2 separate regions of the Mus musculus genome follow, and region 2 is linked to region 1. The links are chromatin loops, found by intact Hi-C in ENCODE. Cell type or tissue: gastrocnemius. All regions are shown on one strand. Links, peaks and the distances in the headings refer to the core of each region. The heading gives the core; the rest is flanking DNA. Region 1 has its middle 23 kb from the start of Gm26482. Region 2 has its middle 32 kb from the start of Gm26482.

Region 1 (16,110 bases), core at 4,504-12,503:
GGTGGTGCACGCCTTTAATCCCAGCACTTGGGAGGCAGAGGCAGGCGGATTTCTGAGTTCGAGGCCAGCCTGTTCTACAGAGTGAGTTCCAGGTCAGCCAGGGCTACACAGAGAAACCCTGTCTCGAAAAAAAAAAATCGACAAATGGTACCTCATAAAATTTCAAAGCTTCTGTAAGGCAAAAGACACTCTCAATAGGAAAAAAAACACAAACAACAGATTGGGAAAAGATTTTTACCAACCCTACATCTGATAGAGGGTTAGTATCTAATATATACAAAGAACTCAAGAAGTTGGACCCCAGAGAACCAAATAACCCTATTAAAAATTCGGAACAGAGATAAACAAAGAATTCTCAACTGAGGAAACTTGAATGGTAGAGAAGCACCTAAAGAAATGTTCCACATCCTTAGTCATCAGGGAAATGGATTTTTTTTTAAGATTCACTTATTTTTATTTTCTGCATGAGTGTTTGCCTCCATGTATGTACATATACCACATGTGTACCTGGTGCCCAAGTAAGCAGAAGAGAGTGTCAGCTCCCCTAAGACTGAAGTTTTGAGCTGCCACATAAACCCTGGTAATTGAAATCAGGTCTTCTGGAAGAAAGAGCATCCTGTGTTCTTAATTGCTGAATGGCTCCAGCTCCTGAAATGGATTTCTTTTTTTAATATTTTTATTATGTGTTTTCCTCATTTACATTTCCAACGCTATCCCAAAAGTCCACCATACCCTCCCCCCCCACTCCCCTACCCACCCACTCCCACTTTTTGGCCCTGGCGTTCCCCTGTACTGGGGCATATAAAATATGCAAATCCAATGGGCCTCTCCTGAAAGGGATTTCTTGTAGTCCAGGCTGGCCTCAGCTCACTGTGTACTAAGCACTGGCCGCAAACCTCTGTTCCTCCTGCCCCTACTTCCCACGTGCTGAGATCATAGGTTCATATACTTTTATTCGTCTCCAAAGTACCTCATCTTGAAAATATTGCTTCAATTGAACTTCTGAAACAAACCGCTAAGGTGTTAGACATGAGTTATTCAAAAGATTATTATTTTCCTAATGAAAATTAATTTACGGAACCATTTAAAAGAACTAAGAGCAGATGCATTTGGGGGAGGGGAAGTTGGATAGCAGAGAGGCAGGAAGGGAAGATTTCACTTTCACTAACTTTGCATTTATATCCTTTGGACTTTATGCCATATGCATTTAATGCCTATTCAAAACTCTCTAAAAAAAATTTAAAGCTCCATAGAATGTTCATATTATGGTGTTCCTATGCTATGTGCAGTCAGAGAGAACGAATGTTTTCTTTTCCAGGATTATGCATTTTAGAAACTTGTTCCCCATTCATCGTTTTTTAATAGTATTTTAAAACATTCCACAGGTTATGAATTGGGGCTGGAGAGATGTATCAGTGGTTAAGAGTGCTGACTGTTCCTCCAGCGTCCTGACTTCAGTTCAGTCCCTGCAACCACACGGTGGCTCACGGCCATCTGTAATGGGATCTGATGTCCTTTTCTGGTGTGTCTGAAGATGGTGACCGTGTACTCACATACGTAAAATAAATACATCTTTTTTATAAAATACAGTTCATAATGTCTCTTCTGTATTTTAAATAGAATTAAAACGGTTTTTAAAAAAAAGACACTGAACTCATTAAATTGCATTTGTCCTAAGTTGTTCAGTTTATCCATCAGCTTTTGCTTTTAAAAATTTTTTGTGGTCCCACAAAGTTCCTTAAGTTTCTTCCCTGCTTTCTGTTTCCTCAGGGGTTGGCATCCTGTGTGAACACTTTAATGGGACCCTTTGGCAAGTATGTAAACACTTCTAATTGTGCTGGCTATATGGTTGTCTCATGAAAATAATGGGAACACTTTCTGGAGATGTTTTTAAAACTCAAGTTTAAAGAAATGTATAGCATTTCCGCGATGTAGCTGAGTGGCAGAATGCTTGCACAGGGCTCTGGGATTGGTTTCCAGTTCCAGAGGGGGCGAAATAATTTATCAGAATGCCATAAACTGTTCTTACACAGTCTATTGAAGGACTGGGAACATGCAAAAAGGAACCTGGGAATCTGGAACCTAAGCAGGGTCATTAAGATGTCCTGCTACATTTGTTCTGTCCCTTGTGCTATGTGAGAGAAGGTGAGAGTGTTCCGAATGGCAGGTGAAGTGGACCAGGAAGAGATGAGTGGCTTGTGCTTGTTCATCGTGGTTCTGTAGGGGAGGATGCATGTATGGTGGAAGCTAAATGTTAGTACAAAAGAATCAGAACTCCAAAATGTTAAAAATGCATGCATTTGAAAATGTTAGAATATCCTAAGAAGAGTTCAGGGTAAGGTAGACAACCGGCAGCAGCTCAGGCTCATCAGTGCATCACCCTTGCACCCAGAGAGGCATCAGTCCTGCGCTCTCCATTGGTATATAGGTAGTAGAATATGCTCTATACAGGAGAGTACAAGTTGGCTTCTATTCCAGCCTTTGCTCTGAACAATGGCATAGAGACTGACATAGAGACTGACATTATTTATAATGCTTTTGGCTTTAGTTTAGGCTTTCTCCCCAACTAGCCCTTGACTTATATTATTCCATTTATACTAATCTAAGTCTGCCAAGTGACTGGTTACCTCTCCTCAATTTCATAGTCCAACTTTTTTCCTTGTCTCGGTTGTAAATCTCCCATGCCTCTCTCTTTTCCAGAGTCCCACTCTCTGTCCAGAGCTTCCACCTTACTGTTCTGCCTTTTGCTATAGGTCATAGGCTTTTTATATTCACCAATCAAAAGGTGCCTTAGGCAGGCAAGAAAGGACAGAGATACATCTTCACACTGTGTTCAAAAACATCACTTCAACACAGGTACACTTTTACTTGTATTTTAAAACTATAGTCTGTTTTCTTCTTCTATGATAATCCCTGGGGTTCAAACTCAGGTCACCAGGCTTGGCAGCAGGCATTTTAACAGCTAGGCCCTGTCACCAGCCCCTGGAAATACACTATTTCTTCAAAAGCAACCTGCAACTCTAGGGCCCGGGTGATAGTTAACAAGTTTGATAATGCTACTGAAGCACCATGTAGTCCTGATGTGCATTCTGATTCATTAAAGGAAAATTAGCTCTTAATTGGTGCATATAATTTTTATATTCAGGACTATAAAACTTACTGGCGAGCCAGAAAGTCAACTGTGCAGAATCTTTCTTTATTGATTGATTTCTTCCTTTCTTTCTTCTGATATTTGTTTGTATGAAGAATGACTGGAGGGCAAAGAAGAAAACAATAGCTCTGTGGGTGATGGCATGTAATTATTACTGATAATTCACTAGTATATTTTTAGTTTTTGGTGGAGGAGTTTTCCAGCTTGATTAACAAACAACAGTAAAGGCTTATCAAATAACAGAGTCATCCCTCCAACTATTTATCAACTTTTGACCTGCTTTGCGCATCACCTTTAGGCACATTATAAAATTTTAATACAAATGAGTAATGTGTAATTCTAAATGTTTGTAGCATTAACTTTTGCTATTCATCTACACTCATAAAATAGTCAATAAAGCCTTGCTTTCTACTCTTTGAGCCTACCACTTGCAAATGTTAGCACTTGTGCTCAGAACTAGTGCACAGCTTCAACCCCAGTACTTGAGAGACAGAGGCAAACTCTGTGAGTTTGAGGCCAGACTGTTCTACACAGTGAGTTCCAAGAAAGCTAGTGCTACATAGAGAGACCCTATCTCAAAAAGCAAAAACAAACAAAAAAGAATGCTTACTGCAGAACCTCCATCAGACAGCTCACAACCTCTGTAACTCCAGATTTATGGAATACAGTGCCCTCTCCTGGTCTTTGTGGAAAACCACAGTCACATGCACACACACACACACACACACACACACACACACACACACACACACACACACCTGTGCATGTACATACACACCCACACAAATTCATTTGAACCTGTATATGTCAATAGGGTGTTTATTCTTTCCAGGCTCAAGACAAAATAGTAGAGTTAATTATACTATTGAAATAATCTAAAATGTTAAATCCAGATGTTTCTTGAATTGGAAATATTTATGTAACACTGTCAATTCTAAGCACAGAAGAGACTACTTCAAGCAGATATCCTTATGTGCTAAATCATTTCTCAGGCTGCTCCATGGAGAAATTCAGCTAAAGGCTGGCAAAAGTAGAGGTGATAAGCCTAGATATGGGATAGCAGTGGACTGGACAATCTATTGATGGGGTTTAGGGGAGACAGATATGTCTGGAATTGGTTAAGTTACAGGGAGAGTGTTTGGAAATAGTTTAAGGAAAAAAAGAATCCAGATGCTCTTAGGCTTTCTCCCTGAGTAGTTAAAAAGGGTGATGAAAGAGAAGGAGGGACTGGAGTTGGAAAGCAGGGATTAGGAAGTCTGTCTTAGGGGGCTGAGGAAGTAGCTAAATGGCTAAGAGCACTGACCACTCTTGCAGAGGACCCAGGTTCAATTCCCAGCATCAATATTAGGACCTCACAACTATCTGTAACTCCAGATCTGTGAAATCTGAGTCTCTCCTGACTCTTAAAGACACCAGGCATGTATGTGGTGCACATGCATGCATTTAGGACAATACTCAGACACATTAAATAATTGTTAATTATTTTTTAGTTAGGATAATTTTTAATTATAAAAAGCCCCTGAAGTGTCAGGAAAATACTCTAAAGTACAGTAAAAAATGAGCAGATGTTCATTACACACCTAAATGACCTGCAGTGGTTTCTTCTTGAGAACAAGGGCTCCAGAACTTTCCATATAATTTTATACTATGCCCCTGCTTTTAGAAGGACTTACTGAGAAGAGGACATTGAGGCATGGGAATACAGGGGACAGAATGAGGTCAGACTTCAGGGAGGCACATGGGCTTAAAAAATAAAAAGAATTCTGTTTAGGGACCAGAGATGGTTGCATCGGTAAAAGCACTTGCTGCTAAACCTGACAACTTGAGTTAAATCCCCAGGACCCAACCCCCATGGTGGAAAAAGATTGTTCTAACTCCAACAGGTGGTTCTCTGATCACTATATCCACAAAATACCAAGTATGTGCCTATGTATGAATACATGTATGTATTATATACATATGTATGTAGATATATACATAATAAAAATAAAGATTTCTGTATTAAACATATAAGTATAATATGCCTTTCAGACACACAAGCTCAAATGATACTAGAAGTGAGCTTGGAGGAGGTAGGGGGTGGAAAGTGCAAGACTTGACATCAACACACAGAGTTAAACAGAGAAACAGATGGCAAAGTGGCCCTGAAGACTAAGTCCAGGGAGAGCCTAATGTTTTGTAAGGTATTAAGGTTATGTAGGATGGGGAAACTAGTGTGGCAACAATGCCTAAGACAGCAGTTTTCACAGTGGGTGAATGAATGGTCGAGTAACTCATTATGGGCTACACTAGATCCACATTGAGCAATGTTAGTTAGCATGTGGTTTCTTGCCTGTCCTGGTGACAAGGAAAGACACTGGCTATGCACATAGTGAAAAGTTGTTCTGTATCCCTAGTCTGTGGGTGGCTGTGGGAAATAATGTGCTTTCTCTGGTGGTGATGGGGTATAAGAGCCTTCCTGAGATGAGGCAGGCATGTGCTAGGTGTTTTTCCGGGTCCAGGTTCATTTCACTGAATCTTGGCATAGTCCACTCATCAAAGTCCACACACTGCCACTGTCCTCCATCTTAGAATCCCACATTCCCATTTATCTTCAAACACTGTGTGACTGTGCTGTCATTTAGTTAGTTAGTCCCTCCCTGTGTTGGGTGAGATTTTGTTTGGTTTGGCGTTTGTTGCGAAGTGCTGTAATTCACACCCTTTGATCACGTCACGGTCTTGTAAGAGTGCATTCAGCGGACTCCAAGAAGTGGAATTACCAGACCTAAGCTCGTGTACTTTACAGTTTAGTTAAAGGAGCTATAACCTCCAGACCTCACCAAAATTCTGGGCTGAGGTTTTGTTTTGTTTTGTTTTGTTTTGTTTTGTTTTGTTTTGTTTTAGCTTAAAGAGCACAATTGATTTCAGAAACGCCTGAAATGGACTTCTTGTGTCAGTTTAAGGGGAGACATAGTTTGTCACCTACATGGTGAGGGTCGCATTGTAGGGGTTCCATTGGTTCATTTACTCCAATTTCTTCAATGTCTCTTTTCTCTCTCCATGTTCAGTTGATGCCCTTTGTCCGTGCCCCATGGTAAAGAATAAAGAAATAGAAAGTAAATATATAAACACATTATTGCAAAGACAAGTGTCTGCCCAAAAGCTTGAAAAGGTGAGTTTGCTGGCATGATCCTGTCGTCTCAGCTCCCATACTGCAGACTGGCTAGTTCTTATCCCCAACCCTTTTGCTGACTAGAGAGATCTGGGTTATGAGCTGAGCTGAGAGTAGTGAGTGGAGACTGTACATGGTGTCTTTCCCATAAGGAAAGTCCCACTTCAGTGGGATAAACGATGAGGTTTATCACAGATGAATACTGTTTGGAAAGAATAGGAAGTACAAATATGTAATGAGAAAAATTTAGTATGTAGCTGTCAGTAATTGGGCATTCGAGCTACTGGTGTCTCCATCACTCCTTCCTAATCCATCAGAAGTCTGTGTGGCCATTTTCAGAACTAAGAGACACCTAGATAGTGCTAGATACACTTGTCTTGTGCCCACACTCCTGGTCTTGACCCCTCGGAACTCATCATCTGGCAAGTTTACAACCATCTCATCAATATTACCCCCTTCGTGTCAGCGATGACTTTTATGTATTAATTGTATACTGTAAATGAGTCTTATTGTGGCATATATTTTGAGAGAAAGTCCTTTTAGAAAGAAAGAAAGAGAAAAGAAAGAAAGAAAGAAAGAAAGAAAGAAAGAAAGAAAGAAAGAAAGAAGGAAAGAAAGAAAACTTAGAGAATAGAAAGAAGAAAAAGAAAAGCTATATTTTTCTGAGTAATTCAGAAATGAGACATATTTTATGTAGCCACATAACTACACAGCTAGATGGACAATTGTTTCCTGCCCATTCTCATTGCATCAATCAGGATCTCCACGTGGTTTTGATTGGCAATTCTCTGACAACTGAGGACAATGAATATTTTTCACGTATTCATTGGCCATTTGTACTTCTTTTGAGAGCTATCAGTGCATTTGCCCCTAGATTGTTAGTTCTTTCGGTGTTCAATAGTTTTGGCTCTGTATTTCCTGCACTTTCTGTCTACAAAGATGTTGGGTGACCAGCTTGCAGTGTCTCCCATTCTGCACATAGCCTCTTTGCTCTAATAACTCTCACCTTTGCTGTGCAGAGCCTTTCAACCTCATGCAACTGCATTTGTGAATTCTTGCTATTATTTCCAGACCTGTTAGAGCCTCCATCAGAAAGTCATTGCCTATTATTTGTGTTTTCTTTATGTTTTCCTCTAGTAGTCTCAAAGTTGCTGGTCTTACATTCAGGCTTTTGACCCATTTTCACTTGATTTTTGCCAGGCTCAGGGCTAGGGATCCAATTTCAGTCTTTGATTTATGAGTATCAAAAATCAGCACCATTTATTAAAGGGCCTGTCTTTTCCCCAAGGTATTATTTCTAGCATCTTTATTAAGATCTGTGGCTATGTGAGTTTAATTCTGCATTTTTCCTGGTATACGCCATTTTCTTCCCTACACAGGGAGGATATAGTAGCAAATGGTTTGCTGCACAGACACTGTATCTAGTATTTACTATTTGTCTCACATATTCTTATTTCACTTTACAGGAGTACTCACAGTCTTCTCTCACAAAAAAAAAAAAAAAAAAAAAAAACTTTAATGAAGTGATGCTTCCAAAACTATCAGTGCAAAAAACATGAACGGGGCTTGAGAATAATGCTAAACCTGGAAAACACTTGTGCCTTGCCATAGAAGATACAGTAAGACTTTGTTTCAGGTATGGTTCATATTTTGCAATTTTCAAATGTGTCTTCAGTGTTATTCATTCTTTATGGGTGCACTCAAAATAATTATAATATATATATACATACATATATATTGTTTTATATATATACATAGTTATATAGAGTAATAAAGTTTTAGGGTATCCATGTCAGACCAAAACGGATATTAATCTCATAGGTAAGGGAACAGTTTGGTATATTTTGATTTTAAAAAAGAAAGTAGGTGTCATTATCAGAGGTATGGCATTCTTGTATGCTTCCATTTCAATTCCCTGTATAGCAGCTGCCAATTAAAGCAGTCTTAAGTTTACTACTATGGTTTTCATTGGCATCCTTCATTTACTGTGTTACTTTCCTTACATATGTTGCACTCTGAAAACATTTATGTATAGCCTATCTTCTTGCAGAAATATAAGCTACATGATGACAATGACCTAGTGGATTTTAGCTCATCATTTAGTAGGTAGGACAATAGTTTAGTGTGTGGGGATGGGTACACGTGCGCACACATACACACACACGCACACACACACACACGCATGACAGCTCACTATGCTTTCTTTCAAAATGACAGCTCACTATGTAGCCCAGAAGAGCCTTGAACTTGCCCTGCAATGTAACAGAGTGGGCACTCCTGCTCGTTAGCTAGTTAGTTAGTTAGTTAGTTAGTTAGTTAGTTAGCCTATACTTAAAATATTTACAGAGCTGACATTGTAGTTCAATGTTAGAGCAATTACCTAGTATGCACAAGGCCCTGAATTCAATCTTTAGCACAATAAAATGGACAAAAAGATGTAACTCTGTTTTAGAAATATTGTGGGTCCAGGTGATGGTGGTGTACGTCTTTAATCTCAGCACTCAGGAGGCAGATGAAGGTGGACTTCTGTGAGTTCGAGGCCAACCTAATCTGTAAAGTGAGTTCCAGAATAGCAAAGGCTACACAAAGAAACCTTGTCTCTAAATAAATAAATAAATAAATAAATAAATAAATAAAGAGTGTGTCAGCAAATCTCTTTAAGTTTGAAAATACTATCTCAGGAAACAGAGGCAGGTGGATCTTTGAGAAACAGAGGCAGGTGGATCTTTGAGTTCAAGACCAGCCTGCTCTACATAATTCCAAGCCAGCTAGGGATACACAGTTCCACCTTGTCTCAAAACCAAAGAAACAAGAAACTCAACAACAACAACAACAAAACAAATAACAAAGCATAAAGAAACAAAAGAAAAACCACACATGCAAACCCAAACACACACTTGTGTGAGGAAATATTCCTCATGCTGGTGATCGCAGATGTTTCCTCTCCCTCTCTTTTCCTTTCCTTCTTCCTGTTCCTCTCTTCTCCTCCTTCCCCCTCTTCTTTCTCCCTTCCTCCCTGTTTTCATTTCTTTCTCTTTCCCTTTCCTTCCCTTCCCTTCCCTTCTCCTTCCTAAAAGGGGGGGGGGATGATTGAGAGGAGATTGAGAGAGAGAGATTGAGAGAGAGAAAGATTAAGAAAAAGAGATTGAGAGAGAGAGAAAGAAAGAGAAATTGAGAAGGCAGAGAGAAATTGTAGCCTTCTCTGAGCCTGAAAGGAAGCCCTGTAAATGCTAAGAAAGCACTGTAGTACTAAAATGTATTTCGTGTTGGGGCAGGTCAGGAATGTGAACAGACATGCCTGTCTGCTTTGTGGTGATGTTGCAATAGGACTTGCTGTGGCACTACTAAGACACAGCAGAGATACAAACACTTGTGCCCACCTTGCAATATGGTAAGAAACATGGCAGCATAAAAACAGATGTCCCTGCTCTGCCAGTCATTCTCAGACATAGTAGGCATGCAGATAAGTGATCAAATACCACCGCATGGCATTGTGGTGCCTGCTCAGCAAAATGGCAGCACTTAGACATGGTAGTCCAGAAACAGGCATGCCTAGGCCACTACATGGTGGCTCTGGGACATGTAGGAGTGCACACAGGCATTCCCAAGCAACCATGTAGTTGCCTAGACCCATCTGTTCACACATCAGCCATTGCATTGGGTCTAGGCCACCAGGTGGTGGGGCTAGGAGATGGTTGGCATGTGAAAAGGCATGCTTAGACCACCATGTGGCAGCTCTGGGGCAGAGCATGCATATGAAAAGGAGAGCCAAGGCCACCAAGTGGTGGTGATGGGACATGAGTGGCTGTGATGGTTTGTATACGCTTGGCCCAGGGAGTGACACTATTAGGAGGTGTGGCCTTGTTGGAGTAGGTGTGGTGTTACTGTGGGCATGGGTTTTAAGACCCTCGACATAGCTTCCTGGAAGCTAGTCTTCTCCTAGCAGTCTTCAGATGAAGATGTAGAACTCCCAGCTCCTCCTGCACTGTACCCACCTGGATGTTGCCATGCTCCCCCCTTGATGATAATGGACTGAACCTCTGAACCTGTAAGCCATCCTCAATTCAAATTTGTCCTTATAAGAGTTGCCTTGGTCATGGTGTCTCTTCACAACAGTAAAACCTTAACTAAGACAGTGGCATAAGAAGAAAAGAACTCAGCAGATTACTTTGCAGCATTGGAACAAGGCAGATGTCACTATATAGTGGCCCTGAGACATGGCAGACCTACAAACAAGCATGCCTAGGCTATTATGTGGTAGAACTGAGACACAGTAAGTATGTGAAGAGTCATGCCCAGACTTTCATGTGTCAGTGCTGGTGAACAGGAAGCATGCAATCAGGCATGGCAGTGCTGCTGTGTGGTGGTGATAGAACATGATAAGCAAGCATCTAGGCAAGCCCACCCAGCCACATAAAAAGGTTTGTGTGTGGACAGGTGCGCCCAGTCCATCACATGGTGATATTGGGACATAGCAAGTATGCAAGCTGGCATTCCAAGGCTACCAAAAGGCAGCCCTGGGACACAGCAAGTCTGTAAACAGGTGTGCCCAAGCTGCCAAATGACAGTGCTTGAACACAGCAGACTTGCAAACAAATGTGCCCAGGATACCACATAGTGTTGTGATGTGACAGATATGTAAGAAACACTTCAAGGCCACCATGTGGCAGCACTGGGATATGGCATATGTGTAAATAGGTGTGAACAGGCTGCCATGCAGTGGCCCTGGAACATGGCAGCCATGTGAACAGAGAACCCAGTCCACCATATGGTATTCACTGGGACACAGTAGATTTGTAGATAGGAATACCCAGGCCACCATGTAGCAGCCCTGGACATACCAGGTATGCAAACAGGTTATTCCCAAGCTGCTGTGGGGTGACACTGGGACATGCAGGCATGTGAACTGGGATACACTTCATGTATAAATAGTTGGGCCCTTGTGTGACGGTTCGAGTAGGTATGAATGCTTGCCCATAGGGAGTGACACTCTTTGGAGATGTGGCCTAGGTAGAGTTCCTGTGCCTTTGTTGGAGGAAGTGTACCTCTGTAGGGAGGACTCTGAGGGCATATATGCTCAATCTATGCCCAATGTGGCTCACAGTCTCCTTAGCTGCCTGCTGATCAAGATGGAGAACTCTCAGCTCTTTCTCCAGCACCAGGTCTGCCTGCATGCCATGTTTCCTGCCATGACAATAACAGACTAAACCTCTGAAACTGTAAGCCAACCCTAATTAAATGTTGTCCTTTATAAGAGTTGCTGCGGAGAGGCGGCGCTCTTATGGAGGAGCTACAGAAATTACCCAAGGAGCTAAAGGGAACTGCAACCCTATAGGTGGAACAACAATATGAACTAACCAGTACCCGGGAGCTCTTGTCTTTAGCTGCATATGTATCAAAAGATGGCCTAGTCGGTCATCACTGCAAAGAGAGGCCCATTGGACTTGCAAACTTTATATGCCCCAGTACAGGGGAACACCAGGGCCAAAAAGGGGCAGTGGGTGGGTAGGAGATTGGGGGGGTGAGTATGGGGGACCTTTGGGATAGCATTGAAAATGTAAACGAGGAAAATACCTAATTAAAAAAAATGAAAAAAAAAAAAGAGTTGCTGCAGTCATGCTGTCTCTTTACAGCAACAGAAACCCTAACTAGGACATCTTGCCACCAAGTGACAGTGCTCATGAAAGGCAGGCATGCAGGGAGGCATGCCCAGGCTACCAGTTGGTGTCCCTGGGACACAGCAGGTGTACAATCAGGCAAATCCAGGTCACCACATGGTGGTACTTGTACCCAGCAGGTGTGTGAACCTGAAATTTGCAGGTTTCTAGTTGAGATGATTTCACCTATAGCAACTAAGATTTGCTGTCTATGTGGGTGGTGGGTGGTGGTCATATCTCAAGAGAACAGAGCAGACACTGCAGTTTTCAAAAGAGAGGAAGGGGTGGCAGGTCCACAAAGCAGAAGTCAGCAGTTCAATGTTAGCTGGGTGGTCTTGGATCTGAGATGGAGCCACTTTATGGTTTCAGATGCTGGTACCAGCTGGTATCTCTCAGGGAAATTTGGTGATCATAATTAATGGTAAAGCTTGCTGGGTTTTTTTTTTGTTGTTGTTGTTGTTTTGTTTTCTTCTTCAGTCCTTCCTTTTTTCAAAAATTTTAATTTCCTATAAAGGCTCCAACTTTGGGGTTCTGAGTCATCAGGAGTCAGATGTGTCACCCTGCTGTGTTACATAAGGAATGGGCTCAGAGGTCAGTATCATTTGTAGCCTTATAGCTTCTTTCCAAGAGATAATGAACTGAACTACACAACGGAGGATGCAGGGTTTTATTTTGTTGTTTTGCTTTGTTTTGTTTTTTGGGGTTTTTTTTTTTCATTTTTTATTAGATATTTTCTTCATTTACATTTCAAATGCTATCCCGAAAGCCCCCTATACCCTCCTCCCGCCCTGCTCCTCCTTCCTGGCCCTGGCATTCCTCTGTACTGGGGCATATGATCGTCCCAAGACCAAGGGCCTCTGCTCCCATTGATGGCCGACTTGGCCATCCTCTGCTGCATAGGGATGCAGGGTTTTAAAAAAAAAAAAAAAAAACAGACTCAAATTGATCAGTGGAAAGGCCCTGCTAAAGGTATCTGTCAAGTTTCCAATCTCAGTAGATATTCCAGGAATCCAAGGTTTTTAGGGCCTTTTTTTTTCTTTCTGGCTGTTGTCTTTTAGCTGTTTAACCACATCTCTATTACTGAATTATTATCATAATAAGAGCATTCTTTTTTGACTTTTGTTCTTCTCTCATACCTTATATCCCAATCACAGTTTCCCCTCCCTCCAATCCTTCCAGCCCCTCCCCAACCACATCTCTCCCCCAGATCAACTCTTCCTCTCCCTTCAAAAAAAGAGGGGCAGGGAGCAGGCCTCCCAGGCATATCCACTGAATATGGCCTAACAAGATACAATAAGGCAGCACAAACCCTGATATTACAGCTGGATGTTGCAACCCAGTAGGAGGAAAAGGGTCCCAAGAGCAGACAAAAAGAGTCAGAGACACCCCTACTCTCACTGTTGGGAGTCCAACAAGAATGCCAACCTGCACAACCATATGTATTATCAAAGGACCTAGCTCAAACCCATACAGAGTGTGTGTTTGTCTCAACAGTTTCTGTGAGCCTCTATGAGCCCAATAACAGCATTTTTAGTATAAGAATACACTGAGGCCCTTCTCTGCAGTTAATGGATTTAGGCCTCTTCTAGTCTAGAGAAGTATTTCAGCAAGGGATTCCACATGGTTCTTTATTGTTCCTAAGCTTTAGACATCTGTTCCTTGTCCTTTATAGCCTGATTAGACAGAAAATTGCAATGTATTTCTAAAGATAGTGTTCTTACAACATCCAGTCCTATATCAGCTGTAGTTTACATCCTCACTGCCAAAAGGATGAGAATAGGAGCTCTTTTAATCCTGACCGGGAGCCTCTACTGATAAAATGAGAGATTTATCACTTTAGCTGTATATAAACTAGAGTAGAGAGTCTCCCCATTGAGGAGTGAGGCACTGGTAGGCGCATGTTCCACTGAGTAAAAAGAGGCCTGTTTGTAGCCTTCTTACAACAAGAAATACTTGGTTCAGCTTTTCTTTGTCTGGGCATCAGGTTTATAGTTTGATTATATGGCTCTTGCTTTAACATTCCCATATGAATGTTCCCCTTGAGGTTTCTATAATAGAGTGGAGCCAGTATTCATAACATAATCTTTTCCAATTTGGATTCTCATAACCCCATTTCCCTTCAGTGGGAAGATACCATGTAGTTAGGCAGATAAAATATCCTGAGTTTGTTCTGATCTTAGTGATTCTAAAACCTTTTGAGTGGCCCTTAGTTTTGTCATAAGGGCAGTTCTCTTTCCAGTTATCCCAGGTATATCATCATATTTGTTTGCAGCAATTATAGGACCTTATTTCATTCCCAGGAGAACATTCATATCATCTAGAAGGAAAGGCTGTTATCTGGGAACATAACGAAGCACAAATCAGCAAGTTTCCCCAGGATACGTGTTATTCTTGAGTATAGCAGGGCTAGCATAAGCTTTTGTAGCAGGCTCCAATCCTAGAAAGCCATTGGCCCAGATGCCTTTCCCAAATCTGGTCACACAACAGGGATGTAGTGGGACTATAGACACGTTGGCTCACATGCCATTTCTGAGGCTGGTGTTGTCGGAGGCTATACAAGCATGTTGGCTCACATGGGAATTCTGAAGCTGTTCACATTGGAGGTTGTATGCCAAACTGAACTAGATCAAATGAAGCAGGGTTTGAATGGGCATGTTGTAGCATGTGGCATTTCCAATCCTGTTCACATAGAAATGGGTCATGGATATGTTAGTCCACATACCATTTCCAAGCCTAGTCATATCAGGGGCTGTATAGGCAGGGTGTCTTTTCTGAACCTGGTCACATTGGGGGATGCTGAGTCATAGCACAGGTGGCACTAGGACATAGCACAGGGGAAAACAGACATGCCTGTACCACCATGTGGCAATACTGGGACAGGGCAATTGTGTAAACAACCATAACAAGGCTGCCATGTACAGTGCTGAGACACAGCAAACATGAGAGTAGGCATGCCTATGTTACCACATTGTGCTGGGACAAGACATGTGTGAGCAAAAGCACAGCTAGGCCTCCAAGTTTTAGCACAGGGACACCCAGGTATGTGAACAAGCGTGCCCTGTGTGCTATATGGCAACCCTTAGACACACTAGCCATGCAAACAGGCATGCCAGTCCACTGCTTGGTGGCTGTGACACAGCAGACACGTGAACAGGTATGCTGATGTCACCAAATGGCAGCACTGGGACAAGACAGGCATGAAAACAGGAATGCCCTAGCTGTTGTGTGGCAGTGCTGGGACACAGCAAGTATGCTAAATGTGTGGAGCCAGACCAGAGTGTGGTAGTGCTTGCTGGGATGTGGCATGTATATGACTAGGCCAGCACATGCCACCACTTCACTTTACTACTTGGAAGCCCTGGAATAGGACAGGAGTAAAAACAGGAATGCTCAGGATGTCACATGATGGCACTGGCATGCAATAGCCATTCTAACAGGCATGGCCAGGTGGCTAAGTGGCAACAGTGACAAATGTGTAAATAGGAGTTCCCAGGTCACCAAATAGCATCACTGGGACATGGTAGAAGGGTGAACAGGAATACCCAGGCTGCCAAGTAGTGGTGCTAGTGCATCGCACGCATGGGAACAGGCCTGGCCAGACCCCCAAGGGGCAAAGCTGAGACCTTTCAGATGGGTAAAGAAGCATCATGCCCAGGTTACCACATAGCAAAACTAGGCTAAGGCATGAGTACAAACAGACCTGGAAAACCAGGTATACGGCAGGTGTACAAACAAGCACTCTCGGGTCACCCAGGGATGACACAAGGACATGGCAGTTGTGTGAATAGGTGTACTCCAGCCAGTGTGGCATCACTGGGATACGGAAAGCTGATAAATAGGCATGCCCACGCTGCCAGGTGTCGTCACTAAGAAACAGCAGGCATGTATGTTGGCAGCCCTGGTACACAGCATGGTTGCAAAAGAGTGTTCCCAGGCTGCTATGTGGCAGTACCAGGACATGGCAAACACTGCAAACCATAGTCAGGCCACTGTGTGGTTGCACTGGGACATAGCAAGCATGCAAAGTGACATGCCCAAGCCACCATCTGTCAACCCTGGGACAACCACTGTAAGCACACAAATAAGCCTGTGGAGGAAACGCCATGACAACCCAGGGACTCAGCAAGTGTACAAATAGTCCTGCCCAGGTC
Region 2 (16,110 bases), core at 3,656-11,655, 56 kb before region 1:
GTCCATCCATTTGGCTAGGAATTTCATAAATTCATTCTTTTTAATAGCTGAGTAGTACTCCATTGTGTAGATGTACCACATTTTCTGTATCCATTCCTCTGTTGAGGGGCATCTGGGTTCTTTCCAGCTTCTGGCTATTATAAATAAGGCTGCTATGAACATAGTGGAGCATGTGTCCTTCTTACCAGTTGGGGCATCTTCTGGATATATGCCCAGGAGAGGTATTGCTGGATCCTCCGGTAGTACTATGTCCAATTTTCTGAGGAACCGCCAGACTGATTTCCAGAGTGGTTGTACAAGCCTGCAATCCCACCAACAATGGAGGAGTGTTCCTCTTTCTCCACATCCACGCCAGCATCTGCTGTCACCTGAATTTTTGATCTTAGCCATTCTGACTGGAGTGAAGTGGAATCTCAGGGTTGTTTTGATTTGCATTTCCCTGATGATTAAGGATGTTGAACATTTTTTCAGGTGCTTCTCTGCCATTCTGTATTCCTGAGGTGAGAATTCTTTGTTCAGTTCTGAGCCCCATTTTTTAATGGGGTTATTTGATTTTCTGAAGTCCACCTTCTTGAGTTCTTTATATATGTTGGATATTGGTCCCCTATCTGATTTGGGATAGGTAAAGATCCTTTCCCAATCTGTTGGTGGTCTTTTTGTCTTATTAACGGTGTCTTTTGCCTTGCAGAAACTTTGGAGTTTCATTAGATCCCATTTGTCAATTCTTGATCTTACAACACAAGCCATTGCTGTTCTGTTCAGGAATTTTTCCCCTGTGCCCATATCTTCAAGGCTTTTCCCCACTTTCTCCTGTATAAGTTTCAGTGTCTCTGGTTTTATGTGAAGTTCCTTGATCCACTTAGATTTGACCTTATTACAAGGAGATAAGTATGGATCGATTCGCATTCTTCTACACGATAACAACCAGTTGTGCCAGCACCAATTGTTGAAAATGCTGTCTTTCTTCCACTGGATGGTTTTAGCTCCCTTGTCGAAGATCAAGTGACCATAGGTGTGTGGGTTCATTTCTGGGTCTTCAATTCTATTCCATTGGTCTACTTGTCTGTCTCTATACCAGTACCATGCAGTTTTTATCACAATTGCTCTGTAGTAAAGCTTTAGGTCTGGCATGGTGATTCCACCAGAAGTTCTTTTATCCTTGAGAAGACTTTTTGCCATCCTAGGTTTTTTGTTATTCCAGACAAATTTGAAAATTGCTCCTTCCAATTCGTTGAAGAATTGAGTTGGAATTTTGATGGGGATTGCATTGAATCTGTAGATTGCTTTTGGCAAGATAGCCATTTTTACAATGTTGATCCTGCCAATCCATGAGCATGGGAGATCTTTCCATCTTCTGAGATCTTCCTTAATTTCTTTCTTCAGAGATTTGAATTTTTATCATACAGATCTTTCACTTCCTTAGTTAGAGTCACGCCGAGATATTTTATATTATTTGTGACTATTGAGAAGGGTGTTGTTTCCCTAATTTCTTTCTCAGCCTGTTTTTTCTTTGTATAGAGAAAGGCCATTAACTTGTTTGAGTTTATTTTATATCCAGCTACTTCACCGAAGCTGTTTATCAGGTTTAGGAGTTCTCTGGTAGAATTTTTAGGGTCACTTATATATACTATCATATCATCTGCAAAAAGTGATATTTTGACTTCTTCTTTTCCAATTTGTATCCACTTGATCTCCTTTTGTTGTCGAATTGCTCTGGCTAATACTTCAAGTACTATGTTGAAAAGGTAGGGAGAAAGTGGGCAGCCTTGTCTAGTCCCTGATTTTAGTGGGATTGCTTCCAGCTTCTCTCCATTTACTTTGATGTTGGCTACTGGTTTGCTGTAGATTGCTTTTATCATGTTTAGGTATGGGCCTTGAATTCCTGATCTTTCCAAAACTTTTATCATGAATGGGTGTGGATCTTGTCAAATGCTTTTTCTGCATCTAACGAGATGATCATGTGGTTTTTGTCTTTGAGTTTGTTTATATAATGGATTACATTGATGGATTTTCGTATATTAAACCATCCCTGCATCCCTGGAATAAAACCTACTTGGTCAGGATGGATGATTGTTTTAACGTGTTCTTGGATTCGGTTAGCGAGAATTTTATTGAGGATTTTTGCATCGATATTCATAAGAGAAATTGGTCTGAAGTTCTCTATCTTTGTTGGGTCTTTCTGTGGTCTAGGTATCAGAGTAATAGTGGCTTCATAGAATGAGTTGGGTAGAGTTCCCTCTACTTCTATTTTGTGGAATAGTTTGTGCAGAACTGGAATTAGATCTTCTTTGAAGGTCTGACATAACTCTGCACTAAACCCATCTGGTCCTGGGCTTTTTCTGGTTGGGAGACTATTAATAACTGCTTCTATTTCTTTAGGTGATATGGGACTGTTTAGATGATCAACTTGATCCTGATTCAACTTCGGTACCTGGTTTCTGTCCAGAAATTTGTTCATTTCGTCTAGGTTTTCCAGTTTTGTTGAGTATAGCCTTTTGTAGAAGGATCTGATGGTGTTTTGGATTTCTTCAGGATCTGTTGTTATGTCTCCCTTTTCATTTCTGATTTTGTTAATTAGGATTTTGTCCCTGTGCCCTTTAGTGAGTCTAGCTAAGGGTTTATCTATCTTGTTGATTTTTTCAAAGAACCAACTCCTCGTTTGGTTAATTCTTTGAATAGTTCTTCTTGTTTCCACTTGGTTGATTTCACCCCTGAGTTTGCTTATTTCCTGCCGTCTACTCCTCTTGGGTGAATTTGCTTCCTTTTTTTCTAGGGCTTTTAGATGTGTTGTCAAGCTGCTAGTATGTGCTGTCTCCCGTTTCTTCTTGGAGGCACTCAGAGCTATGAGTTTCCCTCTTAGAAATGCTTTCATTGTGTCCCATAGGTTTGGGTACGTTGTGGCTTCATTTTCATTAAACTCTAAAAAGTCTTTAATTTCTTTCTTTATTCCTTCCTTGACCAAGGTATCATTGAGAAGAGTGTTATTCAGTTTCCACGTGAATGTTGGCTTTCCATTATTTATGTTGTTATTGAAGATCAGTCTTAGGCCATGGTGGTCTGATAGGATACATGGGAAAATTTCAATATTTTTGTATCTATTGAGGCCTGTTTTGTGACCAATTATATAGTCAATTTTGGAGAAGGTTCCGTGAGGTGCTGAGAAGAAGGTATATCCTTTTGTTTTAGGATAAAATGTTCTGTAGATATCTGTCAGGTCCATTTGTTTCATAACTTCTGTTAGTTTCACTGTGTCCCTGTTTAGTTTCTGTGTCCACGATCTGTCCATTGATGAAAGTGGTGTGTTGAAGTCTCCCACTATTATTGTGTGAGGTGCAATGTGTGCTTTGAGCTTTACTAAAGTGTCTTTAATGAATGTGGCTGCCCTTGCATTTGGAGCGTAGATATTCAGAATTGAGAGTTCCTCTTGGAGGATTTTACCTTTGATGAGTGTGAAGTGCCCCTCCTTGTCTTTTTTGATAACTTTGGGTTGGAAGTCGATTTTATCCGATATTAATATGGCTACTCCAGCTTGTTTCTTCAGACCATTTGCTTAGAAAATTGTTTTCCAGCCTTTCACTCTGAGGTAGTGTCTGTCTTTTTCCCTGAGATGGGTTTCCTGTAAGCAGCAGAATGTTGGGTCCTGTTTGTGTAGCCAGTCTGTTAGTCTATGTCTTTTTATTGGGGAATTGAGTCCATTGATATTAAGAGATATTAAGGAAAAGTAATTATTGCTTCCTTTTATTTTTTTGTTACAGTTGGCATTCTGTTCTTGTGGCTGTCTTCTTTTTGGTTTTTTGAATGATTACTTTCTTGGTTGTTCTAGGGCGTGATTTCCGTCCTTGTATTGCTTCTTTTCTGTTATTATCCTTTGAAGGGCTGGATTCGTGGAAAGATATTGTGTGAATTTGTTTTTGTCATGGAATACTTTGGTTTCTCCATCTATGGTAATTGAGATTTTGGCCGGGTAAAGTAGCCTGGGCTGGCATTTGTGATCTCTTAGTGTCTGTATAACATCTGTCCAGGCTCTTCTGGCTTTCACAGTCTCTGGTGAAAAGTCTGGTGTAATTCTGATAGGCCTTCCTTTATATGTTACTTGACCTTTCTCCCTTACTGCTTTTAATATTCTATCTTTATTTAGTGCATTTGTTGTTCTGATTATTATGTGTCGGGAGGAATTTCTTTTCTGGTCCAGTCTATTTGGAGTTCTGTAGGCTTCTTGTATGATCATGGGCATTTCTTTCTTTATGTTTGGGACGTTTTCTTCTATTATTTTGTTGAAGATATTAGCTGGCCCTTTAAGTTGAAAATCTTCGTTCTCATCAATTCCTATTATCCGTAGGTTTGGTCTTCTCATTGTGTCCTGGATTTCCTGGATGTTTTGAGTTAGGATCCTTTTGCATTTTGTATTTTCTTTGACTGTTGTGTCGATGTTCTCTATGGAATCTTCTGCACCTGAGATTCTCTCTTCCATTTCTTGTATTCTGTTGCTGATGCTCGCATCTATGGTTCCAGATCTCTTTCCTAGGGTTTCTATCTCCAGCGTTGCCTCGCTTTGGGTTTTCTTTATTGTGTCTACTTCCCCTTTTAGTTCTAGTATGGTTTTGTTCATTTCCATCACCTGTTTGGATGTGTTTTCCTGTTTTTCTTTAATGATTTCTACCTGTTTGGTTGTGTTTTCCTGCTTTTCTTTAAGGGCCTGTAACTCTTTAGCAGTGCTCTCCTGTAATTCTTTAAGTGACTTATGAAAGTCCTTCTTGATGTCCTCTATCATCATCATGAGAAACGTTTTTAAATCTGTGTCTAGATTTTCGGTTGTGTTGGGGTGCCCAGGACTAGGTGGGGTGGGAGTGCTGCGTTCTGATGATGGTGAGTAGTCTTGATTTCTGTTAGTAGGATTCTTACATTTGCCTTTCGCCATCTGGTAATCTCTGAAGCTAGCTGTTTTAGTTGTCACTGTTAAGAGCTTGTTCTTCAGGTGACTCTGTTAGCCTCTATAAGCAGACCTGGGAGGGTAGCTCTCTCCTTAGTTTCAGTGGGCAGAGTATTCTCTGCAGGCAAGCTCTCTTCTTGCAGGGCAGGTATCCAGATATCTGGTGCTCGAACCCGACTCCTGGCAGAAGTTGTGTTCCACTCACTAGAGGTCTTAGGATCTCGTGTGGAATCCTGTGTGGGCCCTTGCGGGTGTCAGGCGACTCCGCTGGCAAGGTAGCCCGGGGCTCGAGTGGAGTGGAAGGGGTTTGTGCCCCAGATCAAGCCCGGGTAGCCTGCTTCCCTATGTACCACAGTCTCAGGTTCCGCGCGATTGGATTGGGGCAGGCGCTGTGCTCCACTCACCAGAGGTCTTAGGATCCCGTGGGGAGTCCTGTGTGGGCCCTTGCAGGTGTTGGGCGAGACTCTGCTGGCAAGGTAGCCAGGGGCTCGAGTCGAGCGGAAGGGACTTGTGCCCCAGATCAGGCCTGGGTAGCCTGCTTCCCTATTGTACCTCAGTCTCAGGTTCCGCGCGATTGGATTGGAGCAGGCGCTGTGTTCCACTCACCAGAGGTCTTAGGATCCCGTGGGGAGTCCTGTGTGGGCCCTTGCGGGTGTTGGGCGAGACTCTGCTGGCAAGGAAGCCCGGGGCTCGAGTGGAGCGGTAGGGGCTTGTGCCCCAGATCAGGCCCGGGTAGCCTGCTTCCCTATGTACCACAGTCTCAGGTTCCGCGCGATTGGATTGGAGCAGGCGCTGTGTTCCACTCACCAGAGGTCTTAGGATCCCATGGGGAGTCCCGTGTGGGCCCTTGCGGGTGTTGGGCAAGACTCTGCTGGCAAGGTAGCCTGTATGCCCTACTATTTAGTGGACCTTTAAATGTCATGATTCACCAATCATCTCTTCATTGTATCTATTTTCATGTATTACATTTTTTTTCTTTCTTTTTTTTTTAATTAGGTATTTTCCTCGTTTACATTTTCAATGCTATCCCAAAAGTCCGCCATACCCACCCCCCAACCTCCTACCCACCCACTCCCCCTTTTTGGCCTGGGGGTTCCCCTGTACTGGAGCATATACAGTTTGCAAATCCAATGGGCCTCTCTTTGCAGTGATGGCCAACTAGGCCATCTTTTGATATATATGCAGCTAGAGTCAAGAGCTCCGGGGTATTGGTTAGTTCATAATGTTGTTCCACCTAACGGGTTGCAGTTCCCTTTAGCTCCTTGGGTAATTTCTCTAGCTCCTCCATTGGGGGCCGTGTGACCCATCCAATAGCTGACTGTGATCATCCACTTCTGTGTTTGCTAGGCCCCGGCATAGTCTCACAAGAGACAGCTATATCTGGGTCCTTTCAGCAAAATCTTGCTAGTGTATGCAATGGTGCCTTCGTTTGGGAGCTGATTATGGGATGGATCCCTGCATATGGCAATCACTAGATGGTCCATCCTTTCGTCACAGCTCCAAACTTTGTCTCTGTAACTCCTTCAATGGGTGTTTTGTTCCCATTTCTAAGAAGGGGCAAAGTGTCCACACTTTGGTCTTCGTTCTTCTTGAATTTCATGCGTTTAGCAAATTGTATCTTATATCTTGGGTATCCTAAGTTTCTGGGCTAATATCCACATATCAGTGAGTACATATTGTGCGAGTTCCTTTGTGTTTGGGTTACCTCACTCAGGATGATGCCCTCCAGGTCCATCCGTTTGCCTAGGAATTTCATAAATTCATTTTTTTTAAATAGCTGAGTAGTATTCTATTGTGTAAATGTACCACATTTTCTGTATCCATTCCTCTGTTGAGGGGCATCTAGGTTCTTTCCAGCTTCTGGCTATTATAAATAAGGCTGCTATGAACATAGTGGAGCATGTGTCCTTCTTACCGGTTGGGACATCTTCTGGATATATGCCCAGCAGAGGTATTGCGGGATCTTCCGGAAGTACTATGTCCAATTTTCTGAGGAACCGCCAGACTGATTTCCAGAGTGGTTGTACAAGCTTGCAATCCCACCAACAATGGAGGAGTGTTCCTCTTTCTCCACATCCTGCCAGCATCTGCTGTCACCTGAGTTTTTTATCTTAGCCATTCTGACTGGAGTGAAGTGGAATCTCAGGGTTAATTTGATTTGCATTTCCCTGATGATTAAGGATGTTGAACATTTTTTAGGTGCTTCTCAGCCATTCAGTATTCCTCAGGTGAGAATTCTTTGTTCAGCTCTGAGCCCCATTTTTTAATGGGGTTATTTGATTTTCTGGAGTCCACCTTCTTGAGTACTTTATATATATTGGATATTAGTCCCCTATCCGATTTGGGATAGGTAAAGATCCTTTCCCAATCTGTTGGTGGCCTTTTTGTCTTATTGACGGTGTCTTTTGCCTTGCAGAAGCTTTGCAATTTTATGAGGTCCCATTTATCGATTCTCGATCTTACAGCACAAGCCATTGCTGTTCTATTCAGGAATTTTTCCCCTGTACTTCAAGGCTTTTCCCTACTTTCTCCTCTATAAGTTTCAGTGTCTCTGGTTTTATGTGTAGTTCCTTAATCCACTTAGATTTGACCTTAGTACAAGGAGATAGGAATGGATCAATTCGCATTTTTCTACATGATAACAACCAGTTGTGCCAGCACCATTTGTTGAAAATGCTGTCTTTTTTGTCTGTCACTATACCAATACCATGCAGTTTTTATCACAATTGCTCTGTAGTACTGCTTTAGGTCCGGCATTTTCATGTATTACATTTTCTAAGGAGGTGTCTTAGTTAGGATTTTATTGCCGTGAAGAGACATCATAGCCATGGAAACTCTAATAAAAGTAAACATTTGATTGGGGTTGGCTTACTGTTTCAGAGGTTTAGTATATTATCATCATGGTGATAAGCATGATGGTGTACAGGTAGACATCATGCTGGAGAAGGAGCTTAGGAGCTGAGAGTTCTGCGTTGTGATCCACAGGCAGCAGAAAGAAACTGCCACACTGGGAAAATCTTTAGCATAAGGGAACTCAAAGCCTGCCTGCACAGTGACATACTTCCTCTAACAAGGCCACTTCCTAATAGTTCCACACCCTATGGGCCAATGGGAGCCATTTTCTTGCAAACCACCACAGGGGAGTATGAACAACTATGTACATATGAACTGAGAACATCTATGTACACCGACAGGACACTGAGGTTAAACCAAAACAGCCATCCCACTAAGAAAAGTTTAATGAAGCAGTGGATATTTTGAGATTAAATTCAAGAGTTTCCTTAGCTTTCTGAGTTTTGTTTACTTCGTGAGCTTTATAAGCCTTGCTCCTCTCTTCTAAAGAGAATGTTTCACTTTATAGAAATTAGCTAACTAATACCATTATAACATAAAACAAACTATGCGTTATTCATGATCACATTTAGTAAATGCTAGAATCACAAAATTCAAGTCTTCTAAAGTGAGATCTTTTGTTGAGTTTCTTTTTTTGTTGAATTGTTGAGTTTTCTTTTTAAATTTTAGTATGTTTTCCTCCCCTCATTAATTTATTAATTAACTTTAAATACTGGTTGCTGGCGCCCATCCAGGTGCTCCTCTCCCACAGTCCATCCCCTTCCCCTCTGAGTGAGTGGAGCCCCTCTGCTTCATATCCTCCCAACCTGGCACAGGTCTCTGCAGGGCTAAGTGCACTCTCTCCCACTGAGGTCAGACAAGGCAGCCCTGCCAAGGAAATGGGTTTCACAGACAGGCAACAGCTTTAGGGACAGCCTGTTCCAGTTGCTGGAGTGGGTCTGCTACATATGTGCAGTGGTCCCATGTGCAGTTCAGCCCATGTATCCTCCTTGGTTAGTGGTTCAGTCTCTGAGAGCCCCCAAGAGTCAAGGTTAGTTGACTCTGCAAAGTCACTTAGAATCAAGATCAGTAAACTTTATTATTATAATAAAAGCAGCCCTAATATCTCAAGACTTGGTCTTACCTCCACTGATGCTCTTTCCTCTCAGGTACCTTCAATAGAGAACAAGAACACTGGCACTAGCCTCCTCCCCAGCATGTGATGTCACTTCAGTTTTTGATCTTAGCCATTCTGATGGTTGTAAGATGAAATCTCAGAGTCATTTTGATTTGCATTTTCTGATAACTAAGGACTTTGAACATTTCTTTAAGTGCTTCTTGGCCATTGGAGATTCCTCTGTTGAGAAATCTCTGTTTAGCTCTGTACCCAATTTTTTAATTTGGTTATTTGGGGTTTTGCCGTATAGCTTCTTGAGTTCTTTACATATTTTGGATATTAGCCCTCTGTCAGATATAGAATTAGTGAACATCTTTTCCCAATCTGTAGGCTGCCACTTTGTCCTATTGACAGTGTCCTTTGCCTTACAGAATTTTTTCAGTTTCATGAGGTCCCATTTATCAACTGTTGGTCTTAGAGCCTGAGCCATTTGTATTCTGTTGACTCCTGTACCAATAGATCCAAGGGCATTTCACACTTTCTCATCTATTAGCTTTAGTATACATAATTGAGGTCTTTGATCCACTTGGCCTTGAGTTTTGTACATGTTGATAAATATGGAACTATTTGTATTCGTCTACATACAGACATACAATTGTACCAGCACCATTTGTTGAAGATGCTTTCTTTTTTCTTTATATGGTTTTTGGCTTCTTTGTCAAAAATCAAGTGACCATAGATATGTGGGTTAATTTCTAGGCTTCAGTTCAATTCTACTGATCACCCTGTCTGTTTCTATACCAACACTATGCAGTTTTTATTACTATTGTTGGACCGTGCAATTTAAAATCAGGGCTGGTGCAGGGCATGGTGGCGCACGCCTTTAATCCCAGCACTCAGGAGGCAGAGGCAGGCAGGCGGATTTCTGAGTTCGAGGCCAGCCTTGTCTACAAAGTGAGTTCCAGGACAGCCAGAGCTATACAGAGAAATCCTGTCTCAAAAAAAAAAAAAATCAGGGATGGTGATACCTCCAGAAGTTCTTTTATTGTTCAGGATTGTTTTAGCTATCCTGTGTTCTTTGGGTTTTCCATATATAGGTGAAAATTACTCTTCCAAGGTCTGTAAAAAAAAATGTGTTGTAATTTTGATGGGAATTACATTGAATCTGTAGATTGCTTTTGGTAAGATGGCCATTTTCATTGTGTTACTCCTACCAGTCCATGAGCATGTGATCTCTCACATATTCAGATGTATTCTTCAATTTCTTTCTTCAGAGACTTGTAGTTCTTGTCATACAGGTCTTTCACTTGCTTAATTAGAGTTACTACAGGGCATTTTATATTAGTTGTGGCTATTGTGAAGGGTGTTGTTACCACTTACCAGAATTTGTATCTTCTTATTTATTTCCTTTCATTGTTATATGCCAGAGTTCTTTTTTAACTCTTTAACATCAAGACATTGGTTCTCACACTAACTACATGCATAACTTCCAACACAACTCCCTGTTCCCTATTCTTCACCGTCTAGTCTATTTTACACATGGGTAAGGCATTCTCTCATTGGATTCTGGTGAATTCATTCCCCTTTTCAAAATTGTTTGCCCAATGCCTTAACAATTTTCAGAGTCCAGGGACTGTTAGGTGCTCTAGTTAGCCTTCATTCTCAAGATGACTGGATTTAAAAGCACTATGAAAACATACTTAAAAGTATGGCAATATGACAATGTCCAGAAATACCTAGCTGAGGAATGAAGATTCAACATGAATGTGAAAGGTATCATTACATGGGCTGAATACCCAGACTGAGTAAAATAAGAAGCTAAGCTGAACTCTATCATTCATCACTCTGATTTCTGAGTGTGTATGCAATGTGGTCAGCCATGTTTTCACATTCATGATATGCTATGACTTCAAACTGTCATTCCAAATAAAGCCTTCCCCCTCTAAGGTTTTTTTGTTTTATTTGTGTTTGGTTTTGCTTTTGTTTTTGTTTTTAAGTTTAGTTTGGTTTGGTTTGGTTTTGGTTTTTAGGTTTGGGTTTGGGTTTTTTGAAACAGGGTTTCTCTATGTAGCCATGGTTGTCCTGGAATTCTTTTTGTAGACTGGGGGCGAGAGGGGGAGGACTCAACTTCAGAGATCCACCTGCCTCTGCCTCCCGAGTACAGGAAAGGCATACTTCCTGGCTCTTTAAGTTATTTTTTTATCAGATAGCTAATCAAACCAACAAGTAACTATTGTGTTAGCAGTAATAAATCCCTAGAAATTCTTAGTTTTAAGCTGGAATTTTGCAGTATCATGGTCATAGAATTGCATGAATAAACAATAAAGTGTTAACCCTACAATCAGATCTCCACATGCTACAATTATCATAGATTTTATTATCTACCCCAGTTCTCAAGATCCACTAGGACACACCCAACATTTACTACGAGTCTCACCTGTACTCTCCTAAAAGATCTATTATTTTCTCTATATTTGTACATGTTTTCATATAGACATCTATTGACATAAAAGAAATAATATAAGTGACTTAAAATCAAGTTAATGTTTACTATAGGGTGGAGAAAGGAAACTATACATGCTTATTGTCTCTGCTATCACATATACTATAATAGATTCCAAGGAAAATGGCACTGTTTCGGGATTTATTAACATTAGCAAACCTGAATCTATAAAGCATTACTTCCTGGAAGTCACCTTGTAAGACACACAACTCATTAATATAGCAATTAAAGGTGCTTCTGGACTTGAGTGCTTATTATTGGGTAGGGCTACCCTCCAAACAGCACTGTGGAAGCATCACCTTCTACATCAACAGGGAAGATGGAATTAATAATGCAAGCCTGGGCTATCATCTAAAGGGGAATGTGGAAAGATTATTATCACTTATATTTTAAAAAATAAATGAGATAAGGGACAAATCTATGGGGTAAATTGTCCAAATTACAAAAATCATGATCATTGAAATACAGGTCTTCTAGAACTAGAATTTCATCCTAATGACTACTATATTACAAATCTGTAGAAAATTTGTCCTCTCTTTTCTGTATAGGCATAATGATGATTTTCTCATTTTAAGAATGCATTAGAAATGCACTTTGCACAATTGCTCTGTTTTGCTGTCTACTACAGTATAAAAAGAATTTGAAAAATGACTTTCCAATTGCAGCCATTGCTATTTTGCTGATTTGCAGAATTTAAGATGTGGATAAATTACTTATGGGACTCATATTAGACATATATTATTTAGGAGATTTATAGTAGAAGCCAATCCAAGCCAGCTGATTCACATTGGGGAAATATCTTTAGAGGAAAATGTTCATGTAAGCCTAAGAAAGAAATTTATCTCAAGGTGAATTTTTTTCAGGTAAAAGATAACTAAAATGTTGAGATGTTTCTCACTAGTCTCTGTGTCTCTCAAAATTCAGCACTGGCTACTACTCTTCATCAGTTTCAAACTGGACACATTTTCTTTGTATTTTTCTTTCTGGAAATCAGGGAAATGCCATGTCCTATGGCTTTCCTTCTTTACATATGATAAATGCAATCTTTATTTATAATAATCCTCATCTGGGTCTTATTCATGATTTGGGGTATCTGGGTGGAGCTATGTGTTTGTTCCAACATCTATCATGTTTCATACTTGATCCAGTCAACTCTGCATGGGGAAGTCATGCAGAGAGAATGAGCTATAGAAGAAAATAATTAAAAATGAGGAGTTGCAGAAATATACATGAAGAAAATTGGTTACTTAATGGGTATGGGTCTGATATAGGCGATAACATTTCTTTTTTTTTTTTTGCGATAACATTTCAATTTCATGAATATTTGGTATTCCAGAAGTGGGTCACTCTGTGCTTTAGTGGATATTACAAATATTTCTATGTAATTAATGAATAAAATTAATCCAATGCTTTAATATTTTATAATTATCTACAAATCATATCCATTAAGCATTAATAATTAAGAGTCTGGGTTGCATGATGTCTGGTATATACTGTCATTGTCTTCAAGAAATGAAGAGTTGAATTGTTATGTGTGTTATTATAAAATTATTTTGGCTGAGAAAATCCTTTCCTGGAATTCTACTCTGTCTAGGATCCATTAGAACTGGCTTAACTGATGTTAGGAAGGCTCGTGGGCTGCAGCAGTCAGTCACCACAGGAGGCCTTTAAAGTCCTATTGAAACACGACTAAAGGCAGAAGGATTTTGTGCATTCCAAATCTCAATTTCATATTTGGCTTTATAATTTCATTTGCTAAGTCTCTGCCACAATTATATGATACAACCAGCACTGGAAACACTTTGGTATCTCTCGTTTATTCTTTTTAATTTTAACTGATGGAAATATAGGCATACCTGTAATGGTTGGTTTCCCATTGCCAAAAGATTAATATGAACTTCTAAAGGTGGTGAAAATAATAATAATAATAATAATCACCATCATAAAATCCTCCTCAAATTGTCCCAAATATTTTCTGTTTTACAGTAATAACACATATTGCTTTATACAAGTGATAAGTGACAGAAATTCTTCTATATTTATGAATACACTGGTTTTCTATTTCAAATAATATTTCATTTTCTTTTCCTTGATAAAAGAATTTCCATGTATAATCTCACATTTGTACATCTCTCATGTGAATGCATTTCCTAATATGGATATACATTCATTACTATATAATCTTGTATTTAAGCTATGACTTTCATAATAAGTTAAATTACTATCATCTAACTACCCTTAGATAAAACCAGCCCCAGCATCCATTATAGCACTCAGAAAATAATGGGAAGTCAAGAACATGCTGTGTGTGTCCCATTTAGAACTGAGCATTCTCGGTCTCTTATTATTTGCACATTATCCAATGTGGGTCTCTGCATTAATAGCTATCATCTACAAAAAGAAGCTTAAGACTCAGGCATCACTGTGGAAAAGGGGACAGGAAGCTTGCAAGATCCAGAAGGAGGAGATATCTGTAGTGGAAAGAAAGTATTTAACAGGCATAGCACAACTCTACACATGAATGAACAGCAGCTAGTGTTACATGTACAGAAACTTCACAAGATCAAGCTACATGAAGTCCCAACATTTATGGTGGTATAGTTGGAGAACACTTCACAACATTTCCACACCATTTTGGAGCTATTGGAAAGCAGTGGCTCCAAGGAAAAAGGGTCTGTTTTCTTCAGAGATGCAAGCCCTGAGAGCTTACCCATGCTCCAGTAGTTAGCCCCACATTCAAGTACATATTGGCAGCACTAAATTTGTCAGAGACTTAAGTAAGGAAGAACAGAGTGAGGGAAGGGAGGAAGAGAGAAAGGGGGAGGGAGGGTGGAGAAGAGAAAGAACAAAGTTGAGAGGAAACATGGAAGAGGCGGTAGGAGAATTGATATACTTGAGGTGGAATTTGATTCAAACACATTATGTGCAGATGTTAATATTTAATAAACTATTTTGAAAGAACATGCTAATAATAAAAAGAGTAATATGAATCATACAAGGCACATTATACCTTAATTGGGCATTCATGCCTGTGGAAGCTTAAAACTTGACCTTAAAATTCTCTAATAACTCTCCTATTAAAAAAATAAATTATTTTTCTCCTTTGAGATGGCAAAGTTTATGATTATCTGGACAACAAAAAAAAATCTCTGGTTGCATGTTCTTATCTGTATCACTTGTTTCATAATATACATTTTTACATAATTTGAATTTTGGGTTTTTAAGCTACTATATATTTTACTGTTGCTATTTTCATCTATAATAATCAAAATAAAATTCCATTACTTTGTCCTCTATTTTCTTCCTTCAGTCACTGCAAAGTAACTTCTCTCCATGTCCCCCCACCCACTCTAAGATTCTCAGCTGCTTCTGCCTGACCTCTCTCCAGTGTTCTATTCTTCCCTTTCCATTTATTGGGTACATACACTTAACATGAAACCAATCTATATTTATAAGTGAATGTATTCGGTTTTCCTAACTGGTGATTATACTGGTATATAACTCTATGCAAATGTGTGTGCTGTTTAATGCTCACAAACCCATACTTTTTATTATAACATAAAAGTCTAAAAGCATAAAAACAATTGTAATGCACCAACAATTATTAAACTGGTAGTCTATTCCTTAACTCATACTAGATATTCAGTGAGTACATATCAAACATGCATGTAACTGAGTTAATTGGCACTAATAGAATTATTTAAAATTTTATATACAATAGTTTTTAGTGCCTTAATTGTCTTCTTCATACAGCAGTTTTCTTATGAACCTTTGTTCATTCAAAGTGAGAAAAATTACATCTACAAAGAGGTTCTGACGCTGCATCAATAAAGGCACATGGTAATTTGGCTTTATTTCCTTTTTTCTTTTTTTTTTTTCATTTACCTCTGCAATTACCTTTACCTTCAAAATGTTGAGAAATCCAAAAAGATGATGTTTTATGACACATGAATAGTATTTAATAATTGAGTTTCATCTTCGTAAATAAAGGTTACAAAGCTTCGTTTCTGCATTTATATACTACCTTTGATTGCTTTTCCACTGTATCTGCATGCAAGCCTACATATGGTTTAGATCACACAACCTGCAAAATATAAATCGATTACTATCAAGATATTTGCAGAGGAATCCTCTTCAATCTTGCTGGAGAACTGCTTTCCTCTTGGAGAAGATGCATTTGAATAGAATTTTCCATCCATGATGGGACAGGTAAAAATTGTCAAAGCTACATCTGGATACTTTTGATCCAGTAGAGTTAGAGGTTGTTCCAACTCACTTAATTGGAATTCTGGCACTATTTTGCTCCATGTGGGATACTTAAACTAGCTACCTTTTAATTTCTCTTTCTTTGTGATCATTTACATATTAGAATATTTGTTAAGGGTAAATTATCATTGATATGCATAAATACATTATTACAGCTGCATAACAACTCTTAAATAAGGACATACATAGTTTTCTTAAGAAAGAAGACAATATTTCATATTCTATAAGCAGTCTCAGATTCTCAAAAACTAGTATTGTTATGCACTTTATGCAATAGTAATGTCTAAGTAAAGCTTTGTATATACACAGTTCCCACTGGACATTTAAAAGGGACTTCTGTAATGACTTTTCAACAGCTTCTCCTGTTAAATTTGCTAAACAATTTTTCAAAAATGCATCCTTAGTGGCCTAGTCGGCCATCACTGGAAAGAGAGGCCCATTGGACATGCAGACTTTGTGTGC

The links. Hi-C counts contacts between places; a loop is a spot of excess contacts. Peaks named below come from ENCODE experiments on the same cell type or tissue, not always from the same donor. Only the 100,000 strongest peaks of a DNase experiment are listed, where the experiment ranks them.
Region 2: it touches region 1 in a loop (2.5-fold over the local background); 2 of 42 quality-filtered maps call a loop at or near these places.

The regions. Positions count from the first base shown.
Region 1 is chr7:55,717,054-55,733,163 of GRCm38, forward strand. No RefSeq gene overlaps it. Among named protein-coding and RNA genes, the nearest start is that of Gm26482, 23 kb to the left of the region's middle. In gastrocnemius, for the core only: no CTCF peak of the experiment used is centred there; no DNase peak of the experiment used is centred there.
Region 2 is chr7:55,661,736-55,677,845 of GRCm38, forward strand. No RefSeq gene overlaps it. Among named protein-coding and RNA genes, the nearest start is that of Gm26482, 32 kb to the right of the region's middle. In gastrocnemius, for the core only: no CTCF peak of the experiment used is centred there; a DNase peak (open chromatin) is centred at 8,608.